2 separate regions of the Homo sapiens genome follow, and region 2 is linked to region 1. Evidence: chromatin loops called from intact Hi-C (ENCODE). Cell type or tissue: breast epithelium. All regions are shown on one strand. Links, peaks and the distances in the headings refer to the core of each region. The heading gives the core; the rest is flanking DNA. Region 1 has its middle 16 kb from the start of PAMR1. Region 2 overlaps PAMR1 (peptidase domain containing associated with muscle regeneration 1).

Evidence for each region. Hi-C counts contacts between places; a loop is a spot of excess contacts. Peaks named below come from ENCODE experiments on the same cell type or tissue, not always from the same donor. Only the 100,000 strongest peaks of a DNase experiment are listed, where the experiment ranks them.
Region 2: it touches region 1 in a loop (25-fold over the local background); 3 of 110 quality-filtered maps call a loop at or near these places.

The regions. Positions count from the first base shown.
Region 1 is chr11:35,536,907-35,546,005 of GRCh38, reverse strand. No RefSeq gene overlaps it. Among named protein-coding and RNA genes, the nearest start is that of PAMR1, 16 kb to the right of the region's middle. In breast epithelium, for the core only: no CTCF peak of the experiment used is centred there; DNase peaks (open chromatin) are centred at 3,795, 4,045 and 6,035; H3K27ac peaks cover 3,693 bases.
Region 2 is chr11:35,466,263-35,475,361 of GRCh38, reverse strand. It overlaps PAMR1 (peptidase domain containing associated with muscle regeneration 1), which reads left to right. Exons shown (of 11, transcript NM_001001991.3): 4 at 618-732; 5 at 4,544-4,761; 6 at 7,254-7,361. Among named protein-coding and RNA genes, the nearest start is that of SLC1A2, 51 kb to the right of the region's middle. In breast epithelium, for the core only: no CTCF peak of the experiment used is centred there; no DNase peak of the experiment used is centred there.

The DNA of each region.
Region 1 (9,099 bases), core at 562-8,561:
GAACAATGCATCTCTCTCAAAAGATTTGATACTAAAGAGACAGGCTGTGGTGCTCTGGGGCAGCGGAAATTGACTTCCAGAGAGAGGCTCAGAGGGCCAAGTGATGGCTGTTGAGAGAAGCCCAGACTTTCACAGCAATGGATTTCCAGCTCAGAGGATATTACATTGCCTTCCCATAAAGATCTGCTCTCCATTAAGACAGAAAACAAACAATGGTTTCAAATACAAGCCTTGAAAGGATTAAGCTAAAGAATCTAACAGCAATTCAATTTCTGAGAGTTGATGCTGTCTTAAAAAGAGGCCGTACAATAATCCTAAAGAATTTTTAAACGTTGTAACAGTATCTAGAAGTCCTTTGCATTGAATCACTTAATAATTCAGCAAACATTACATGCCTAATGAGCATCTGTTTCTCCTGTTTCACCACTAATATATCACAAGGACGGGTTTTCCAAATTGCAGGCATCGATTTTTGATTGAACTGCTCCTCACGCAGGCAACTGACTCTGCGTAGCGTGATCCAGGGCAAGTAGCTGCATGGATTTAATTGTGTGTCCTGGTGAATTGAATGACCGACTCACTATATAAAGAAGTTTTATTGCTAAATTAAAAATGATCATAGCTTGGTATTAATTATTAGCAATTATAAAAATTATTGTGACTTCAACATAAGCTTTTATTGTTTCCGTTACATTTTATTTAACAATGGTTAATTCTTTCTCCTGAGCCAACCTCACAATACAGTGAGTGAGATAAAATATATCAAGTGTTTAGCATGGCGTCAGACATTTAGGAAGCAGACAAGAAACGATGGTCTTCATTTTATCACAGGAAAACTATACTTTTCCCAAAAGATAAAAGCATTTTGGAAAACTGTGGGTTTTCCAAAAGAGAAATAAAAATGGTTCCAGCCTGGGCTGGGCGCGGTGTCTCACTCTTGCAATTGCAGCACTTTGGGAGGCGGAGGCTGGCAGATCACAAGGTCAGGAGTTCGAGAACAGCCTGGCCAACATGGTGAAACCGTGTCTCTACTAAAAACACAAAAAATTAGCTGGACGTGGTGGTGCATGCCTGTAGTCCCAGCTACTCAGGAGGTTGAGGCAGAAGAATCGCTTGAACCCAGGAGGCGGAGGTTGCAGTGAGCCGAGGTTGTGCCACTGTACTCCAGCCTGGGCGACAGAGTAAGACTCTGTCTCAAAAAAAAAAAAAAAAAAAAAAAAATGGTGCCAGCCTGTTGGCTAGTCTGATTATCTAGAAATGACAGTGTTCATGAAGTTCAGGGTTGGATATTCGTTGACATTGTTGTTTTTGCCCTTTCTTGAATTAATATGGTAGCTCCCCCTTATCCATGTGTATTAATCTGTTTTCACACTCACGCTGTGGATAAAGACATACCCGAGACTGGGTAATTTATAAAGAAAAAGAGGTTTAATGAACTCATGGTTCCACGTGGCTGGGGAGGCCTCACAATCATGGTAGAAGGCGAAAGGCACGTCTTACATGGAGGTGGCAAGAGAGAATGAAAACCACGCATAAGGGGAAACCCCTTATAAAATCATCAGATCTCATGAGACTTACTCGCTACCATGAGAACAGTATGGGGGAAACCACCTCCATGATTCAATTTTCTCCCACCAGGACCCTCCCAGAACACGTGGGAATTATGGGAGCTACAATTCAAGATGAGATTTGGGTGGGGACACAGTCAAACCATATCACCATGGCTTCTCTTTCTGCAGTTTCAGTTACCTGGTATAGTACAATAAGATATTTTGAGAGAGTGACAGAAAGAGAGAGAGATAGAGATACTACACCCACATAACTTTTATTACATTATATTATTATAATTATTCTACTTTATTATTATTGTTATTAATTTCTTACTGTGCCTAATTTATAAATTAAGCTTTATCATAGATTTGAATGTATAGGAAAAAACAGTATATATAGTGTGTGTGTACATATATATCTATGTATATATGTGTGTGTGTGTGTATATATATATATATATACACACGTATAGATATATAGGCTTCAATACTTGCAGTTTCAGGCATCCACTGGAGGTCTTGGAACATATTCCCCAAGGATAAGGGGGGAATACTGTGGTAATATTAGCAGCAACTACTGTGGTAAGCCAGGTCTCCCTAAAGGCTGAACAGGCAGGCCTCCATAACAACTATTTCAGCACTGAGTGGTTAAGTTAAATATTAAAAGCCAAAAGACCTAGTGCCCCTATACAAAGGCTGGAATGTAACAAAAGCCCACCAGGAGTTTTGCCTAGGCTTTTCCTGGGCTTTGAAGCATGACAAGATAACGAAGGAACTCTTAACAGGAGCCGTTTAGGATTAAACATGTCTTACTGGGGGTCTGAAGAAACTCCCCAGGCCTCCACAAAGAAGCTTATTAGGGGTCTAAAGGAACTCCCCAAACCTCCATGATTTCGCAGGGGACAAGATAAGGGTAATTACCCCAGCACCTGGACGTATTTGGATTAAGTAAATTTACTAAGGCTCCAGAGGAAGGTGTTCAGGATTCAGATCTTAGTTATAGATTAGAAGAATTTAATCACTTACGTCTTTCGATGAATGCACACTTACATGTAGACGTATAGCTTAGAAGGTATATAAGCTCTGGAAAACTTTGTAATTTTGAGTTGGTCTGGCGATATTTTCCAGGCCTTCTCCCTGTACCCAGTTATAGACATAAACTCCCTTCTCTCAGTTCATCTGCATTTTTGTTATTGGGCTGTGAAAATAAGCAGCCTGACCCTTGGTTTGGTCTAGGAGCACTACTGCAACTATTATATTATAATAAATATTAATATTAGTAGGAATAGTGGTAGGCGCGTTCATAATTATGGCTGGTATCAGTTGTTTCTGATTCCCCAGTATTTTGGCCTCTGCTTTCAGTAACAACTAGGCTTTCCTTTATATAATTATCCCTCCCCATTGGAACTGGTCTTGGTTGGGATGTCAGAGTGTACACCTTCCTTTGGCCAGTGGCTCAAAGATGGCAACCTGGTGGAGCTGATGGGTCCTGACAGTGGCACCCTAAAGAGTCCATCATTAGTTCCTGTGGCTGACATATCTGGGGCTCTTCTGCTTCCTGGTTCTTTCCAAACCTTGGCCATTCAATTTAGCTGTTGATTCTTTCAGTTGTCTCAGAGTCATCTAATGTATTTTCTTTTCTTTTAAGTTACACAGAGATGATTTGCTTTGCTTAGTAATCAAAGGGCCCAAAATAATACTTGAGAGGTCACATTGGTCATAGTAGCTGTGGTGGTTGTTGTCATCCTTTTTGAAGTCACAGTAGTAATAACTACCACATACTTACTATCTATTATGTTCTGGGCATAGTCTAAGCATTATCTCATATCATCCATCTAACAATCCTGTGAAGTAGCAGATACATACCATTACCACCCCCTTTTGCAGATGAGAAAACTGTGGCTTAGAGAGATCAAGTAATTTGCCTGTAGCTGGTAAGTGATGGAGCCAGGATACAAATGCAGAATGTCCAGCTGTGATCCTTATACCCTTGATCACACCATAGCTTCTCTGTTAAATGACTCGTTGGGACGTGCCTGGCGATGTGCTCATCACTTTATATCAATTACCTAGTTTAATTTTCACAAAAATAATTAAGTCTCAGTATGGGTTCTGATGGCAGCCATACAGATGAGGAAACATGGGCTCAGATAGGTTAAATACTTTGTGACTGTTGCTCAATCCTAACATTCCAACCAAAGCCACCAAGCTGAGAAAGGTCTGAGCCTGTTGGGAGAAGAATGAAGACAAGGGCCTGGTCTGCCCAGATTTAACCTCACTCTGTGAATGGAACAGAGAACCTTAAAAACATGTCAAGAATTAGGCTTCCTTTGGAGGATTCTCAGGAGGTTTCGGCAGAGAGGAAAAACTTCCTTGTACTGAGATAACTTTGAAATCCTCATAATGAGGCCAATTTTTTTCTCTTCCTTTCTTCTTTGAGAATTCCAGGCCTGATTAGATCATGCTCTGTACTGGAGTCGGCCAAGGGCCATGGTTTAAATCACGTGCTCCTGATGACCTTACAAGAACATCTAAGAAGGATAAATCTATTTGTTTTACACTGAGATAATGGAAAATAAAGCTACCCCTGCTCCTCTCCAGGAGATCTTGCTTGCCAAGTTGGTTTTCATAACACACTTTTACAGTTGATTTATCTTCTCTGAAAAGTGAGACAAAAACTAAAAAATAAAGCAGCACTTAGCAGTGCTTTTGCCAAAAACAATGAAAGCCAAGAGCATCATCGTAGACTCTGTTACCAGAATTGGCAGGTTGATGTGTTTCCAGACATGGGAACAAAGACCCCAAATTCCAATGAGTCTGGAGAAATTTTCAATGGCCATCTTTGTAGTGTTTTGTCAGGAAATGAATGATTGGAAGGCACTTGTGTGGCTGCTGCTTGGCTTTTACCATCAACACCACATCCCACTGCCATTTATGGCCCCCACCTCCAAACTCCCAGGCCGAGTGGGGTTGAAAATTTGGAATTTGTACCCAGGAGGTAGAATGGGGCCACTTTAATAATTATCTGGTCGGGATGATTTTCTAGAGGATGCTGATGAGGGTGGTGTTGGGGAGGAACCAAGGGGATGGCAAAAGAGCAAGTGATTTCTGCTTTGCATTTAGTAGCAGTTACTTCTAGACCCAAACAACTTATTTGCAACTTTCAGAAGCATGGAAGGATGGGATTGTCATTGACTTAGTGTTTCTGTGCCTCGCATTCCTTTCTGTAAAATTGGGGCAATCCAGTGCCTAACTCAGGCTAGATGGGAGAATTACATGAGATAATGCATGCACTGTGCCTAGCACAGGGTAAGTGACCAATAAATATTAGGCTTTTGTTATTATTACACTCCCGGCTGCCTTGCAGCTTGGGTCATTCTGGGTCCCCATCCATGCCCACTCTTCTGCCCTCAGGGACTTGTGGCCTTCTTAGATTATATCTAAAATCTTTCCTGGGCTAACATTCTATTACCCAAGCCTATTCCTCTCTGTTTATAGGTGAAGAGAGAAACTGATGCCCAGAGAGGTGAAGTGACTTGTTCAAAGTCACAGTTAGCAAGTTTAATTCTGTTGCTGCTCTTACGTATTAGTTACCTATTGCTGCATAACAAATTACCCTAAGATATGGCATCTTAAAACAACTAACATGTATTATCTCACGTGGTTTCTGAGGGTCAGGGATCTGGGGGCAGCTTGGGTTTATGGTTCTCTCATCAGGTTGCGGTCAAGATGCCAGCTGGGGCTGTGGTTTCTGAAGACTTGACTGGGGCTGGATTTCATCATTTCCAAGATGACTCTGAAGGATAGCAGAAAATGCCACCCCAAAATATGCCATTTTGGCTTAAGAATTATTTTGAGCTGAAGGCAAAGGAGGAAAAGCAGATAGATACAAGAAGAGTTATCTGCCCTCCCTCTACTTGCCAGAAACACGATGTAAGTTTGTAAAGGTGCCCTCTCTCTTCTCCCTACCAGGAAGGACAGAAGTTAGTCACTAGAGACAACAGTAGACCCTTATAAGCCCAGAGAGGGCACCAGAGAAATCTTCATTAAAAACCTTACCAATGAGTCCTTCTCTTCCATTAGCCCCCACATGTATTTGCCTTTCCATAATTTGCCACCCCTAGAAGCTCAAAGTCCTTTTCCTTTGTCTTATCACTTCTCTAAAACTGTATGGTTCTTTTGTTAAGATGCAATATAAGCCCAAGTTCTAGCCACCCCTTTGTGTTACTCACTGGGTGTTCCCATGTGTATGTGTCATGCACATGTTAATGCAATTCTGCTTGTTTTTCTCTTGTTTATCTGACTTTTATCAGTCTAATTTGCAGAGCCCAGCCAACCAATGAATCTAAGATGGGTAGAGGGAAAACAGCTTTTTCTCTCCAGCAGCTTACTCAGATGGTTGTTGTCAGGAAGCTTTCATTCCTTGCCTGGGAGCCTGTCCTCAGGGCTGCTCAGGACATGACTTCCCGCAAGGCACGTGATCCAGGAGGGAGTGCAGATGGAGGCAGCAGTGTCTTTCATAAACTAATCTCGGGAGGGATGTGCGGTCACTACTCCCATCTGTGATGGGTCACACATACCAACCCTGGTACACTGTGGGAGGGGATCATGCAAGGTTCGTGACAACCAGGAGGCCAAAATTATGAGACACCGTCTTGCAGGCTGGCGACCACCCCCCTTTAAGTTAAAGACAAAGTCCTTAACAGAGAACTGCTTAACTTATCAGCCTCCACTCATAAAATACTCCTTTTGATCTCTGGGCTTTGGTTTACACTGGCCTTTTTTCAGTTGCCACACACACCACGTTCCTGCCCAGCCTGCCTTTGCAAGTGTTGCTTCCCCCATGCCTGGAACACTAATGTATCACTCCATCTATTAATATCCCATCAATTCTTCTTCATCCTTTAACATTCAGCTCTGGCAACACTTCCTCCAGGAAGCCTTCCCTGCTCCCTTAGCCTAGGTCTGGGCTTCTGGTCATATGCATTGTCTTGGTTGAAATTGAGTCATCAATTATTGAATGGATGTCTCCCTTACAGGAGTATGTGGTCTGACTTGCGCTCTCTGGGTTACAGGCAGGGAGCACGGATCATAGAGTCATGCTTAGATTCCAGGTTTCTTCACTCAGAATCCTGGATCCAGACTCTTAATAACCACTTTTTAATCCTCATTCCTAGAGGGAGAAAAATAGCTGTTATTGTGCCTTGTCCTTATACAAGCCTCTTTTCTTTGGTTCTAAAAATAGAGTGGTAGATTTTCCAGACTAAGCATTGAGCCTATATTTTTGCCTCCAGGCCCCCTACATTGGCCACTAGAAAGCATTTTTTTAACTGTATATTATTTTATTCCCTCATCAATTTGATTATTCTTTGTCAGCCAGTACAGAATTTTAAAAATCACCAGCAATACTCTTTGTCACAGGCATTCTTTGGAGACCCAGGTCTGCTTCTAGAATACATTGGGAGGAAGAATTGGAGAAGATAATTCTTTCTTTTTACCTGGCCTTGGGGTTTGGCATACTGAGAATCGCTTGGGACAGTGGGGATGTCTCAACTTTAGCCTAAAATGGAATTCATGTCTGCAGAAGCAGTGACGGGGGGTTAGCGGAGATCAGGAGGTGATTTGCAGGACAGCTCTCCCACCCTTAACACGGAGGAACCAGGGGATGGGGAGGAGCCCTTGAAGTCAGCCATGCATTTGAGTCCAGTGGAAAGGAGGCTCCTAAAGGAAAGAATGAGAAACTGTTTACACAAGAGTCTCTGTGACTCTTGAGGGCACAAGGAGGCCCTTTTGAAGGTCTGGGTGACCCCATGTGATGCTGAGGGGAGAGGGACAATCTCCTCACTTCTGAATGGACCAGAGCGGCCTGCTGGCACTTAGAGCAGCTGTGGGAGCAGTGGTAGGTAGCACCCTTGCCGTGGACATTGGCATTCTTGTGAAGGACTGGCATCCACGGCCGCTGGGAGGCAAGCATTGCCAACTCCTGGGGGCCTTCAGATGCAGGCAACATAGGTGAGTGAGGTGGGAGAAGAGAAAAATCCAATGGTTGCAACTGGATGCATTGTGTCTAATGGTGACTTGTTGGTTTGTGAGCACCTGAGAGACACTTCCAAGGGATGCTGGGATACAGGAGACTGAGATCTCATGGGGGCGTTGATGTTCCCTAGGATCCTATGGGAGAAAGAGCAGTGAAGTGTGGGAATGGCTGTGATAGGTGACCAGTTGCTACCCACAGGTCAGAGACCTGAGAAACTCAGCTTTATGTAGAATAAACCCACTGAAGTTAGAAGCTTAGTGGACTTTAGAGATCACAGAGCTTAACACTTCACTTTACAGAGGAGGAAGCTGAGGCCCAGAGATGAAGGTTAATTTTCCCAGAGTTGATAGCTAAGATGGAGATCTGAGTTCTAGCCTTGCTTCTCTTGGTACCTCAGGGAGTTTGAGGGAACTTACATATATCACTGATATTTTCTTGAGGCCACTGAGACTTGGAAGTGTGCATTGATGCTGATGCCAGCAAGTTGTCACCAGACTGGGTGACTCTATGTGGTGTGACTGCAGGGACAGACAAAAGCCAGCCTGGGCTGGGTGTTGTGGCTCATGCCTGTAATCCCAGCACTTTGGGAAGCTGAGGCGGGTGGATCACTTGAGGTCAGGAATTCGAGACCAGCCTGGGCAACATGGTGAAACCCTGTCTCTACTAAAAATACAAAAATTAGCTGGGTGTGGTGGCATGCGCTTGTAGTCCCAGCTACTCAGGAGGCTGAGGCAGAAGAATCAATTCAGCCCAGGAGGTGGATGTTGCAGTGAGCTGAGATCAAGCCACTGCACTCCAGCATGGGCGACAGGGCCAGACTCCATCTCAAAACAAAAACAAAAACAAACAAACAAAAAACCAGCTTGCCCAAGATGTCTCTGTTGATGGCAGACCCTGGACTCAGCAATGTCCTTCATTGAGGTCATTCCTTTGGGCTAGAGCTAGGTACTTAGCACAGATGCTTTTATTAGAGGAACTGTCTCTAGTCAAGGGGGACAATTCCTGAGGAACTGGGCTCTGTCAATGAGCATGGGAGAGGGGCTGGAGAAGGGAGCTGGAGCCTGTAGCACTAGCAAAGACAGCAGCAACCATGTGTGATGGCAAGCCTGGGTGCAGCCTGGAGGGGAGGCCCGATGCCAAAAAGGGTGAGCAGATGCTAAAATGGGGAAGGAGTGGAAGTGGAGGACAATGACAAAATGGGCTACTTCTCAATTTTACTTTGAGGCTCCCAGCCCATTTCCCATGCCTCCTCAAGGCAGCAGTCCCTGCATCAGCCATGGGCTCAAAAATCCCCCTTCCCTGGGTAACGATGGTTAGGTGTGACTCATTTATGTTTTTGAGTCTTTCTTCCCTGCAATTCAGGAGGGGGAAAGAAGAGAGGAGAGGGGAAACCAAGGAAAAGAAAGGGGAAAGAGAGAATGAGAGAGGGAAAAGAAGGAGAATAGAGGGGGAGAGAGACAAATATGTGAAAGAAAATGAGAAACAAACATGTGTGCAGAAAGAGAGACGTAC
Region 2 (9,099 bases), core at 351-8,350, 70 kb after region 1:
TTTGAACAAAAGGGGTTGGGAGCAAGAAAAGAATGAGAAAATCATCAATCCAGTCCAACTGGTTGGAAATCATCTCTCCTTTCCACTGTCATGCATTAAAGAGGCATTTATTACATAACTACTCATAGAATAAATTAATGCCTTGATTTCCTGCCTGGATGGTGGAGGAAAGTGAGTAGAGCTGTGGGGAGGGTCTACTTTCTGAGCCTTTTAAGGTAGGGGCAGCAGGCTGGCATTTGTCAGGCCTGGAGAGGAAGGATGATAGGGTGGCTCGAACTTTACATTCAAACACAGTTAGGTTTGAGTCTTTGCTCCGTCACTTAGCGGCTAGACAAGTTATTTATTTAACTCTCTGATCATCTATCTGTTTTCCCAGCTGGAAAATTGTGAGGACACCACTTCCCTTCCCAAGCTGTTGGGTGGATTAAATGAATTAATCTATGTAAATTGCCTGGCACATTGCCAGCTGCTTGAGAAACATTAATTTCCTTCTTCCTTTTCCCTATTCATCCTGTTCTCAGGGGTGTGGCATGTGCTCAAAGTCTCGTTGAGACCTTCTCTAGTCTCTTTCCTATTGACCTCCATTTTTATGTCCCAATCTTTTCTTCTTTTCTTAGGATGTGGCCAGGTTCTGCGAGCCCCAAAGGGTCAGATTTTGTTGGAAAGCTATCCCCTAAATGCTCACTGTGAATGGACCATTCATGCTAAACCTGGGTTTGTCATCCAACTAAGGTAAGGAGCTGGGGCCAGAAGTCAGGAGTCTGAGGTTATAAGGATACAGAAATGGGATGGAAGGCTCTTGGTCACTGGGATCCTCTGGAGCCTTTGTATATTGGAGCCTTTCTCTTTACCACTCTGATTCTCTGGGATAAGGCCTGGCTGAAACTGCAGCCAACTAAATGCTTGTCATCAACACTTTAGAACCGTGGGGCTCAGATGATTTTGACCCAAGGATAACGTCAACAAAGCAAAATACTGAGAGCAATCTACCCATCCGCAAATCTTAAACAGTGTTTCCTACTTACTCGGACTGGGCTGGTTCCTATGGGAGGGATGTAAAGAAATAAAAGGCACAGGCCTAATTTTCAAAGAATTATACTTTAGATTGGGGCTGATGCTTGTCACAGCTCCTTTAATTGGGGCTTTCAGAAAAAAGCAAACATCCCACAACAAATAAACTAATTCTCTCACCTGTGTGGAAGATGAGTCATTTCTTTTTATGGAGCTTTAGGGCCTTCGCAAATGTTGTTTATGCCACAGTCCAAAGTATAGATCCTGTTTTATTGTAACTATTGATAAATGCTACACGAGGGTCCTGTTTTGTGAGAACCGTTCATGACTGCATCATAGTGCTGGAACAGTTCATGGCACACTATAGTTGCATGATAAATGCTTGTTGCATGAATAAATGCTGAAAGAACTGCCTTCTGATTGCAGTGTATCTTCTCTCTAATGAAAAACACCTCCCGCTTTCCTCACTCACCCCTAGAATGGCTAGGGTCATTGTCCACTTAGCTCTTCTCATTTTAACCCTGTGGTGACAGTGAACGGATTTAAAATCCCTAATCCTCTAGGGCACAGGCTTTCACTAAGTATATTCTGGGTGGCTAAATGGACACAGAGGTTACCACATGCTACCTGGCTCCTTGAATGTCTCTCTGTCCTCCAGGAGGGGCAACATGGTACCCTGAATTAGAAAAATCCAGCAAAACAAGTCCCCTTCTCAATCTTCCTCTTCAAAACTAGTGCATGACAGCTTGTGTTTCCACTCCCTGAGGACGTGGGGTTGGGAATGAGTCTCATTAATTCCTAGAGGAAGCCTGGCTCAAGGAACAAGCGATGAACCACACTGTTCCGCCCATTGAGCTCAAGGCTGGGTCTGCAGGGATGATAAAGGTAGGTGTTAAATGCTGCATGTTAATATTTCAGCAGCTCAGGGACCAAGACAAATGGTCCCCTCTGGGCCTCTGAGGAGCTTCTCCAAAATCCAAGATGCAAAAGGATATTCTAAAATAGCAAAACGGTGGAGGATTGAGAAGCATATTAGCTGCCCAGGAAAGGGCCTTAGGGAGTCATGGAAATGTGTGGATTTCTTTTCCTTTAGTTAAGTCTGGAGCACCTGGCCAGGGACAGTAATAATGATGGAAATACTTGGAAGCATAGGCACAATGTTCAGCCCCAAAGCCCAGCAGGTGTCCCTGATGCCCCTTTTCCATCACCTACCACCAGACCACCACAAAGTCTATTTTCCTGCTTGAAAAATAGTCCATCCACAGCTCTCTGTCACCACTGTCACCATTCTGCTTCAAGCCACACCCATCTCCCACTGAGATTCTGTCATGCCCTCCTAACTGGCTTCCTGGCTTCCACTCCTGCCAGCTCTGCCATCTCCTCTCTGCAGAGTGGCTGCAGGGAGCCTTTAAAATCTGAATCCGGCATTATCCCCTTGTTGAAACCTTTCAGAGGCTTCCTATAGACTTGGAATAAAATCTAGATTCCTTACCACACAAGATCTATCGCAGGCTGCCCTCACTGGCCTCAGATCCTATCACTCTCCCATTCATTCACCACCTTGCAGCATCCCTGGCTTTCTTTCAGTTTCTCGAACATGTCAACCTCATCATTGCTCCAGGGCCTTTGCACTTACAGATTCCCCTGCCTGGACCACTCTGCCCCATGACCTTCACAAGGCTGGCTCTACTGCATCATTTAAACCTCTGCCCAGCTAGCACATCCTCAGAGGGGGCTTCTTTGACCACATTGTGTCAGAAACTTAACACCTTAGTCACTTTTTATGCTCTTACCTGGTTAATTTGATTCACGGCACTCAGCACTCTAAAATTACCTTGTTGTTTAGTCTCCTTGCTTATTATCTATCTTCTAACCCAGAATTAATCTCCATGAGGGCCGGCACGTGCCTAGCTGGTAGCTGGGGCACTGCTATGCTGACAGCACCTAGTACAGTGTCTGGGACAGAGCTGGCCTCCAGAAATATGTGTTCAGTAAGTGAACAAATGGACAAATGAATGCATGAACGCAAATATAGTTGCACTATCTCTTCAGCTTCGGAAAAAACTGTGGCTTCTGTCAGGTGGTAGCTTCTCCCTTACTCTGAAGACAAAGATATCAAGGCCAAGAGAAGGAGCTGATTCCTTAACACACACAGTGAGTGCATGGTGGCATCTGCATAAGAAATCAGCTGTCCTCTTAGATGTTAGAGCAGGCTGTACAAAATGCGATTCACAGGACCTACACCCCAAAAGCTCTGTGATCAACCCTTTGTGAAGTAAACACTGATGAAACTCGGTTATTGGATTTCTTTGTTAATAGTACCTTTTAGAACACTTACAATCAATATACTGATTGTCACTATATTCCAGTGTTCCCTAATGCTGGCATGTTGGGTTTTTACTGTAGGTGGCAGAAATATCCCTACTCCCAACATTTTAGGCAGCAGTTATGGGCCTTTCTATTTCTATTTTTTCTCCAGAGTGTGGAGGAGAAGGTACAGACATACATTTTGTGAACTTGATACTCATGTATTCCCTTGGGAATCCTGGAAAAATGCTTTTGCCTCTCTTGCCCTGGGATGTGGCTGCTGCTTTTCTTGTCTCTTGGAATCGGGGGCTTAATGTCATCTTCTGTGTTTCCAATCTGGTGTATCTCAGTGTTTTCAAACCCAAGACCCCTTTTGGATAAGCATGGATGTGTCAGGTTTCCTTAACCCCTGAAATTCTGACTTGGTGCTACTTTCTCTACTCTTTGGGTGAGAATTATCGTTGCCTAGAAGATAATTACCTTCTGATTCTTCCATCAAACGGAAGAGTGTGCAGAGGTTTTTTTTGTTGTTGTTGTTGTTTTCCCCTTTACTTAGTCTTGCAAAACAATATGAGCTTTTTTTCATTCTCCAACTATAAAATTACAATAAAGTATCCATTCAGTCGTATATTTGGCAATATCTGTAGCATCTCCATAGGCCAGGCACTGCGCTGGACACTGTGAAAACTGTGGAACGAGGCAGGTGTTCCTCTCTGCCTTCAAGTTACTTGCAGGCCAGTGGAGAAGACAGGCCACACATAGACACACAAAAAGTCAAGGAGGTAAATATAAGAGGTTGAAATTTATGTCTACAGTATGAGAAAAATAAGGGATCTTCTTTGGAAAGAGTGGTCAGGGAAGCCTCTTTGAGGAGAGAATATTTAAGCTTAGGCCTGAGGATAGGAAGGAACCAGCCACACAGACTGGGAGGAAAAAGTGCCCTGGAAAAGAGACCAACACATGCAAAGAGTCTCTGCATGGATTATGGCACCTTGCTCCACCTGGGCAGGCACTTGCATGTGCACATACATGCAAACAGTGCACAAATACATACTCCTCTGCTAAGAGAAATTCGCCAACCTCTGAGGACCATTTTCCTATCCGATCAGGCCAGTGACACCATCTGTTCCTCAGGCCTGTTCCTCATCTGGCCTTGAATGAGCCCAGCGGTCTCAGGACTGTCCAGGGCCCATCTGCTTCCCTCCGTCACCCTGTCCACCCACAGATTTGTCATGTTGAGCCTGGAGTTTGACTACATGTGCCAGTATGACTATGTTGAGGTTCGTGATGGAGACAACCGCGATGGCCAGATCATCAAGCGTGTCTGTGGCAACGAGCGGCCAGCTCCTATCCAGAGCATAGGATCCTCACTCCACGTCCTCTTCCACTCCGATGGCTCCAAGAATTTTGACGGTTTCCATGCCATTTATGAGGAGATCACAGGTAAAGGCCAAGGAGACAAATGTGGCATTTTATGGCTTGCTCCAGATAAATATCTCCTTTCCATGTCCCTTCCTTTCTTCCTCTCATCCTTATTAAAACCTAGTAGGCTGTGTTCTTAGAAACAGCCTACACACTGAGAAAAAAGAAATAGCAAGGTATATTTCAGAAAAACTCACTCAGAACCAGAACTAGGAATGATCTCCCTTATACAAATGGCAGTGGCTAAAGCACGGAGAGGCTGAATGACTTGTCCAAGGTCACACAGATATAGGGGCAGAACTAGGGATTTGTACCCAAGCTGTTCGGCTCTAGAGCTCACACAGGGTGACCTCTCATGGTTGGGAGCATTGGCTTTAAATCCCTGACAGATCAAGCTATGTGACCTTGGGTAAGTTCTTCTACCCCACTGGGCCTCTGTTTCCTAATGAGTGATAAGGGAGTAATAGTAGATCCTTCTCCATTAAGGAGGCTCTGAGAGACAGAACAAATGGAGAGCTTGGCATAGTCTGGTACATAGTAAGAATTCAACAGCTGCCCAACCCTAGGCATACATTTACCCTCCACTTGCCACCTATAAAATAGGTATTAAAAGACTATAATGGTAAATGTCATTGACTTGATGAGTAACTTTAAGCCTGACTGTAACTCTTGCTGTGATCATATTAGGAAGTAGGATTTGACCAAACTGAACAAAATGCTTAATCCTAAGCAATCACCCCACTCTCATCGTTCTGAGATCAGATTGCATCAGGTTTTACAAAATAAACACAGGCTTGAAGTTTGATTTAAAAAAAAAAACTGAATTAAAAAAGAACTCGTAATGGTATTCTGATCATTAAGACTTCCTTATTCATAGGGTATGACATGAAAGTCTCAGGAAAGAAGGTGGGTGGCTGAATAATCAGTGTTTCTTCAGTCCTGTCTGTTCAGCAAGGCCAGGAGACCCTGCTCCCCGGTCTACCCCTCTTTTAGGAGGCTGCCTACAGGAACTCTCAGCAGGTGCTCTCTACAGTCTCTGTGCCTGCCCCCTGTGGAGCTGTGCAGGGCCTGGGAGTTCTGATGCTTTGCTGCTGTGGTGTGATCAGCCTGTGGCTGAATCCTCTTCCCTTGGTGACACCCTGCAGGTATAGGCTGAGCAACGTCCCACATGAGATGTGTCTGTGGGGGCTTAGGACAGTCAGCAAGCCAGGTAGGGGCAGCAGTGGCTGGCCAGTCTGTGAATCTGGGACTGAGGGACGGTCAGGAGAATGTCTTGCTCCTCTGAAATGACCTCCTCAACCTCCCCTGGAGAACTTTGGCAATACTGGCCTGTGTTTTATCAATGCCGTCAAATAATACCACTTCCCATTTTTCAAACATCCCTGTTTGTTCACTTGCCTTCAAGATATTTCCTCTGGCTAAAGTCACCTGTCTGCAACCTGCACATCAAAATCCATCCTTCATAGCCCCTACTACATTCTTCCTCCTCTCCTAAATCTTTTCTCTTGCTCCAACAAGCTATGGCTTTGCCCTTTTTTGAATGTCTTGTAGCATTGCCTCTTCTTTCTTCGTAATACACTAACTATATTATGCTTCAAGTCATAGTCGTTTTATATTTTTCTTCAAGTAGTTTTAATCTGGTAAATAGGACATCCTGTTCTTCCTTGTATTTCTCCCTTGTCATGTTTTGAGCAAGTACTCAAGACAGGTTTGTTGAACTGAGCCAAGGAATATACTTCTACATTGGGATAAATGAATGTAGGATTGATGGATAACACACAGATGAATGTTTCTCAAAATCTTTTCTGTAGAAAAATAGTCCCCAGGATGCCTTGTAAAATGCAGGCTTTGAGGTCAAATAAGCTTGAAATTCACAATGTATATTAGGAAACTCACAATGTATATTGGGGCATTGAACTGAGAAGTTCTGCAGTAAAGAAATCTGGTTAATTAGCATTGAATGTCAGCAACATTTCCCTAACATATTTGAGCTCAGAACCCTTAGTAAAACACATCAACATCTCAAGGGACTAATGATTACAGAATGTAAGTTTGGAAATTATTGAATATACCTTCAACAGTGTCATAATGATTGTCTTCCAGTTGCATTGCCCCAGTACCCAGGATGGTGAGCTTTTATTTGAAAAAAGATGGTCTTCAGCTACCCAAGGATGTCTCTGTCCGCTGAAACCCCTATGGGAGAGATACAAGCATGGCTCTGCTTTCATCAATTTAATGTTCTTGTTTGCATTGCCTTGTGGTCTTCAGACTATAGGAGCGTTAAGCATACTTCTGGGGCCCTCAAAAACATCAAATAATATCACCAACATTTGATATTTAATGAGTATCTATTTTAGGCATTTTCAAATAATCATAACATGAATTCAGTAAAGGGAAGAAAAAACATTGCAAGAAGACTTTAATAAGGAATTAAAAGACTTTGGTCAAGACTCTGGGCCTGAAGACATCGACTCAATGTATAGTGGCACTGAAGGATGCCTTTTCTCTTACAGCATGCTCCTCATCCCCTTGTTTCCATGACGGCACGTGCGTCCTTGACAAGGCTGGATCTTACAAGTGTGCCTGCTTGGCAGGCTATACTGGGCAGCGCTGTGAAAATCGTGAGTATGCTTCCTAAGTGGGAGTTAAGGTGTCAGATGGGGCTGGTATGGAAGGATTTTAAGAGCTTGCAGGGCCAACTCTTTCTTCATGTCTAGGATGCTCTGTCCAAGATGGTGCACAGTGTGGATACTCCCAGTGAGTGATTCTCAGAGGGGCATAGCTGCTTCTGAGTCAGGTTCTCTTCAACTTCCTAGGTTTGTCTATTGACATTTCCAACCCTCACTTGCTGCAAATACCTCTTAGAAAGATACAATGGCCTCTAGTAATATTCAGAGCTCAAAAACACTGAAAAAGGTCAACAAACTTTCCTGTGGCTCAGTCTGTATCCCTGTCCATTCTAAGATCTGTATTTTAGATTTATACTCTGGCACCATTCACAGGCTCCAATGTGACTTATTGCATAACTTGAAGCCCTGCAATGAGGGTGGTAGATATACATTTTGCTGAGCAAAATTATTAATAGCATCCTCTTTCGTGAGCAAAGTGTCTTGAATTGGATGACAAACTATATGGTCATGTTTTAACACATGTCTTATATAAGGCCTTGGTTACCAGACCGAAAACAGGTGTCACAGATGGAAGCCATCAGCATGGAATGTGATGTGCATAAGGACAAGAATTTGGGGGAGAGCAAAGGAGGACAGAGAGTCTCCTAGGTAGGTTTTCCCAAAGCAGATCGTGAGTTGAGAATGTGTACACAAGTGAAGTGTTAAGGACAGGCTCCCTGGGGAAGCTTATAGGGGTGTGGGAAGCTGGCCTGGGAAGGGAAGGAGGCCAAGTAGGGGTGCGATTTCAGGCAAAATACCAACCTCAGTGTTAACCTGTCATGAGATCTGGAATGTACATTACTCCTTAGAGTAATGTTCTAGCTTTAAGGCAAGGGATCTGGGCTTTCATATGCCCACAGCAATCAGTCATTGGGTGCGGGCTGCCCTGGGGAACTGGAGGACATAAACCGTGGGCACATATGGCTTTCTATGCATGTGGGCAAAGTGGTTCCAGTAGCCCCTGAGCAGTTCCCTGAAAGAGAATCACAAGTACAGGCCATTGGAAGTAAAATACCATAGGATGGGGAGGGGAAAAGGGCCCACAGAAACACAGAAAATAGACCCGAGGGCAGAGCACCAACAATATCTACTACAGTCACTTCTAACTAGAGTGCACAGGTACTCTGTGGTCATCTAACAGCCTGGTCTGGCAGTATTCTCTAAAGTTTGTGTATGTTTTGAATTAATTTTCACTAATGTTTTCCTTTTTTTTTTTTTTTTTTTTTGAGATAGAGCCTCTCTCTGTCGCCCAGGCTAGAGTGCAGTGGCGCGATCTCGGCTCACTGCAAGCTCCGCCTCCTGGGTTCACGCCATTCTCCTGCCTCAGCCTCCCAAGTAGCTGGGACTACAGGCGCCCGCCACCACACCCGGCTAATTTTTTGTATTTTTAACAGAGACGGGTTTGCACCGTGTTAGCCAGGATGGTCTTGATCTCCTGACCTCGTGATCCACCCGCCTCGGCCTCCCAAAGTGCTGGGATTACAGGGGTGAGCCACTGCACTGGCCCAGTTTTCACTAATGTTTTCTTGCAAACAATGCAGATGGAAACCATGGTTTCAATAGTGGGTCCCTGTGTGTGCCATTGATTTCTACTAAGAGCATCCTTGCCCTGGTTTGGCACAGCTCACTTGAGTGTGACTGCTAGAGACATAGAAAATGATGTTCTGCTTCGTGGTTCTTGCCTCATTTG